Linked DNA regions of Mus musculus: region 2 is linked to region 1. Evidence: chromatin loops called from intact Hi-C (ENCODE). Cell type or tissue: gastrocnemius. All regions are shown on one strand.

The links. Hi-C counts contacts between places; a loop is a spot of excess contacts. Peaks named below come from ENCODE experiments on the same cell type or tissue, not always from the same donor. Only the 100,000 strongest peaks of a DNase experiment are listed, where the experiment ranks them.
Region 2: a loop joins it to region 1, with 2.7 times the contacts of the local background. A loop is called at or near these places in 13 of 42 quality-filtered maps.

Annotation. Positions count from the first base shown.
Region 1 is chr19:46,442,958-46,445,457 of GRCm38, reverse strand. All of the region lies in intron 3 of Sufu (SUFU negative regulator of hedgehog signaling), which reads right to left. Among named protein-coding and RNA genes, the nearest start is that of Sufu, 47 kb to the right of the region's middle. In gastrocnemius, a CTCF peak has its summit at 1,007 (motif pointing right); a DNase peak (open chromatin) is centred at 1,025; H3K27ac peaks cover 1,094 bases.
Region 2 is chr19:46,328,622-46,331,121 of GRCm38, reverse strand. It overlaps Fbxl15 (F-box and leucine-rich repeat protein 15), which reads right to left. Exons shown (of 4, transcript NM_133694.2): 2 at 2,294-2,447; 3 at 1,529-2,034; 4 at 676-1,020. The coding sequence ends at 831. It overlaps Cuedc2 (CUE domain containing 2), which reads left to right. Exons shown (of 9, transcript NM_001164291.1): 7 at 9-70; 8 at 142-202; 9 at 288-1,310. The coding sequence ends at 434. Among named protein-coding and RNA genes, the nearest start is that of Fbxl15, 1.7 kb to the right of the region's middle. In gastrocnemius, CTCF peaks have their summits at 957 (motif pointing right), 2,199 and 2,434; DNase peaks (open chromatin) are centred at 203, 430, 962 and 2,319; H3K4me3 peaks cover 1,468 bases; H3K27ac peaks cover 1,159 bases.

The DNA of each region.
Region 1 (2,500 bases):
GCTACAGAGTACTTGGACCAGCTGGAGGAGATGGAAAAGGTCTGCATGTGTGTTTCTTTGGGAGATCTTGAAAACATTCTGGGTTCACTGAAGTAATGGTTTCCAACTATGAATTATATATTATGCAAGTCATCAAAAGCTATTGTGAAAAAGAGGAGGAAGAGGAGGAGGAGAGAGAGGAAGAGGAGGAGGTAGAAGAGGAGGGGATGATGAGGGGGAAGTAGAGGCAGCACGCTTGCCTTACTCTCCCTGGCTCAGCAGGCAGCCATGGAAACAGCTCATCCTGCTGGGACAGCATTTTATTACCCACACTTGCAGAAAGGGTGCTCGAGACTGCCAATCATGTGGCACATCAGTGAGAATGGACACGTCCCCACACTCGCCAGTGCCACCAAGAACTCTGCCTAATCTGTGTCACGTATCAATATCATCTATTTTTTCCCATGACACACTTTTTACTCAAACAAGCTTTAAAAAAGTTTCAATGTTTGATCTGACTTTTTGTTTGCATGACTGTATTTGTGCCACATGTATTCAGTGCCCTAGAAGGACAGAAGAGGATGCCTAGATCCTCGGAACTGGGGTTATAGTTGTAAGCGCCATATTGGTGCTGGAAACCACACAGCGAACTTCTGCAAGCGCAGCAAGTGCTTATAACGGCTAAGCCTGCTCTTCAGCCCCTAAACAAATCTAATTTTACTACAATCTACTTTTTCTTCAGTGCTGGGGATGGAGCACAGGGCATACACATTAGGCATGGATTCTACCAAACATTCCCACCCCAACAAATGTATTTAAACAAACAAACAAAGGGCTGAGGAGATGGTTCAGTGATTAAGAGCACTGACTGCTCTTCCAGAGGTTCTGAGTTCAATCCCCAGCGACCACTAAGCTGGGTTCCTGGTCTGCACAGTATTCCACTGCCACGTGCTGAAATACCACAGATACTCCCCATCAGTCAATGTGTACTTGCCAGAAAACGGGGCAGTCACTGAGCCTGTAGTAATAGGAAGAGTCCAGTAGGTGGCACCGTTGCTCCTGATTTACGAAACAGATGGCTGGACCCTACAGGCTTGTCCCAGGGCTCAGCTGTCTTAGCTGTAGGAACCACTACAGACCTGGCAAGGCTTTAGACTGGACCAGGTTGGAAAAGTTTAAAGCTAGGGCTTTCATCAACTATTGCTGACTCCGATTTAAAAACAAGTGGTTGCAAACCCAGACTGCTTAAACATCTTGATCACATAGCACTGTGTTCAGCCTTAGTTAGGAAGTAGAGACCCAGCAGAGTCTCAGGTTGCTGCTGCTCTAGAGTCAGAGTCTAGACACACCCTCCTCTGAGCAAGTGTGTGGCCAAGACTGCAGAAAGCATTGCTGAATTAAGAGAAGACAACAGCAAGCCCCACTCTGCAATCAATGTTTAGAGAGCAGGACACACTAACAGAACTTTCCAGAGAACAGTATGGCCTGTAGTGGCCAAAACCCAGTCTTTCTTAACAATGAAAGAGGTTTTGGTCACAGTGTTCAAGCTAAGGACAAAGCCACAAAGGACTCATTCTTGACTCCAGCCTGGTCTTTATGCCCTGCACTCTTGGCCCTATTCTGTGGGAAGCCACCACAGGTCTCAGCGCTAGGCCCAGAGCTGCCCCAGGAAGCTCTGGCCCTTCAGAGCCGTTTTTCAAATGCTAATAAAGCCATGGTTGGAGGCCCAGCTGTCCGGCCAGGGGCTAGAGGCGCTCACTCCCTCTCAGGTTCCCTAAGTCTCCTCACCAAGAGGGACTGGGAATCCCTGGGGTCAGGCCTGGTCTGTAAAAGGCCATTCCTAGTAGGGGCTGGGAAATGGCTTTTTAATCCCTTCCTTCCTTCCTGTGAGCCCGCAGGTTACATGAAAGACCATTGTCAGCTAGCAGAGCTCAGCCCTCTCTCAATGCCGAAAGAAAGCCAGTACCCCAGCAGTGTCCTGCCCTAGTTGAAAGGGCTCATGAATCCACGTGAACATTCCTCAGTGACTACTGTGTGTGTGTGTGTGTACTTCACGTGTTTGTGCATACATGTTTGTGTGTATGTATGTAAGCATGTGTACATACTTGCAAGCCGAGTGCTGAATGAGTGTAGAAACTCTCATAAGCACCTCACATTGGCCTTTCCCATCTACCTACCCATTTCCCATCCCACCTACCCAGAGTCCAGCTTTAGTCACAGTGTTCTGAAGCCTGACTGGCCAGGATATAATAGATTAGTAAAATCTAGGGAAATGGGTTTCAGGAAACAGCTATTGTTTGAAAAAATAATTAGCCCTGCCGTTGAAACATTGAAGAAAAGTGAATACATTCTCCAAGGGTTTCTAATTCATCCTAACCCTATGACATGATGGGCTGCCCGCATCCTATGTAATAGTACAGTCACACTGGTCTCCTAGGAGGAAAAAGTAAGGCTGCGTCCCCATCAGTCCTTAGAAGTAAGGTGCTTAGAGTTGGAGGGAAAGATAATGTTCTTTGGGGCT
Region 2 (2,500 bases), 110 kb after region 1:
CTCTGCAGGACTTGCCCAGGCGTCTCAGAGGCCCCCAAAAGGATGACTTGAAGTCTTTCATCCTTCAGAAGTAAGTCTGGGCTGGGCAGGGCCTTGGAGGGTCTTCCAGGTGGCCGGAGCTTCACCCAGTCCGTTTGGCAGGTACATGATGGTGGACAGGGCGGAGGACCAGAAGACTCACCGACCTATGGCTCCCAAGGAGGTAAGAGGGGGTCTGCAGCTGGGGGGTGTGGAATGAGCTGTGCCAAGCCCTGGTTTTCGTCATTCATTGCTTGATTGCCTGACAGGCCCCCAAGAAGCTGATCCGATACATCGACAACCAAGTAGTGAGCACCAAGGGAGAGCGATTCAAAGATGTCCGGAACCCTGAGGCCGAGGAGATGAAGGCCACATACATCAACCTCAAGCCGGCCAGAAAGTACCGCTTCCACTGAGACAGTGCTGGATCCTGCCGAGCACTGCTGATCCCAGAGGGATGCAGACACCCTCCCATCCACCCTGTCCCTTCTGGAGGCCCTTGCTCTAGTGTTCTATTCTTGGGGCTTCCTTCAAGAGCACAGTAAAAGTGGTCCAAGGAAGGTATATGCTCATTCTGCTCATTTCTGCCCCCAGGGCAGGGAAAAAACCTGTCTCTCTGACTAGTTCCCAGCTTCCCGTCCCCTATGCACCACGCAAGAAGGGGTAAAAAGCTCTTTATTTGAAATTCCAGGGTGGGACAGGGGATTTCACAGGCCTGTCAACCACAGGCCCCCACAGTTCAGTTTCCCTATGGCTCAGGGTCAAGCCCGGGCTACACAGTCCAGCTGTGCTCCCACCCCAAGGAAAGTTAGTCAGACCTGTAGGTTGACAAAGGGTGCGAAGCCTGCCATGTCCTGGAGTAGCACCAGAGCCTGGTGCAGGGGTGGTTCCACGTCGATGTCCACACCACGCTTCCGCAAGCGGCTCAGGCTCGGTTCAGCCACATGGTGGCAGTGCCGCACCCGCAGAGAGCGCAGCGCCGGGCAGTACTCGGCCAGTGTCCTGAGGGAGGAGTATGGTGATGCTAGGTGCTGAATCTCACGGTCTGGAGGGCCAGCCCTCTAAACCCGCAGCTGGCTCCAGCAAGTTCTAGCTTTCCCTCCAGCTCAGGGTCTGCTCTTTTTTACTGTACCTAAAGGAAGGGGCCAGGAAGGAATTACAGACTCCAGGCTCATTTGGGGTTTCTGGTTCTTAGAGAGTACCAATCCATAGTTCCTTCCAGTGTTTCTAGATTACCCACCTTGTTGCAGAAATGCCAGAAATCAACTTTATGTGACATTTCTCAGTGTGTCAATCTTGGCTCCCAAGTCTGTTTATTTTTTGTTTTTGTTTTTTTTTTGGGGGGGTTGTTTTGGTTTTGGTTTTTGGTTTTGTTTTGTTTTTAATTGTACACTTTCTAGCCTAAAAAATGCCAGAGGTCTTTCTAATGGGTCTTTGACAAGTACAACCCACCTCCCTATCCCCAAAGTGACTGCCCACTTCCTACAGTACCGCCCCCATGCCCAGGCACCTGACACCGTCGCTTCCGACCCGAAGGCAGCCGGTGAGGTCTAGGTGCTCGAGCTGCGGGCAGTTTCGAGCCAACTCTTGAACCGCAGTGTCCCCAACATTGGCGTTGACTGCTAATGAGAGGCTGCGGAGGCCCGCGCCGCGTCTCTGCGCCAGGTACACGATGGCCTCGTCCTTGAGTTGACGACAGGCGGTGAGGTCTAGCTCCTCCAGAGCCGGGCAGCGGTCAGCGAGGCCACGCAGTGCCAGCCCGTCCACCCAGTCACAGTGAGCGAGGGAAAGGCGCTGCAGACGCGGGCAGCCCTCAGCCAGCGCCCCCAGGGCTCGGCGACTCAGTTGGCCGCAGCCGGCCAGCGCTACGCTCCGGAGCTGTGGATTCCGTGCCAGCACCGGCACCAGGTCCTCGTCCGACAGCCATTCGTGACACGGAGCCAGCGCCAGCTCCTGCAGCCCCTCAGCATCCCGCAGTAGCCGGGCTAGTGCCGCCCGTGGAATCTGTGGACCCACCTACGGGCGGGAGACACGGAGACTCAAGTCTGTCCCCGGGGCGGGCCACTGCCTGGCAGCCGCCTAACTTCGGGACTTTGCCCCCTGCCCTCCCAGAAGGGACACCGAGCTCCCTCCGAGCCGCTGCCCTCTGGAATTCTCCACGTCTCACCCGGGGTCGGGAAGGGTTTACCGCGCAGCAGGGGCTGGCCTGGAGGCGGGGCGACGGTGGTACCCACGCGGGGGCGTGGCGTGGGCGTGGCTCCGGGCCCCGGCTCACCTGAGCGGCGTCGAAGCGGCGCAGCCTCGCCAAGTGCAGCTGAACGAGCGCCCGGAAGGCGCGACTGACGCGCTGCAGCCGGAGCAGCTGGCGCAGCGGGACCCAGTTCAGGACGTGCGGGAGCAGCACGTCTTCCCAGGGCAGGTCCAGGAGCCTGAGGGGGAAAACGGCGTTGACGTCCCCGGGCCGCTGTTACGTGCGAGTCCT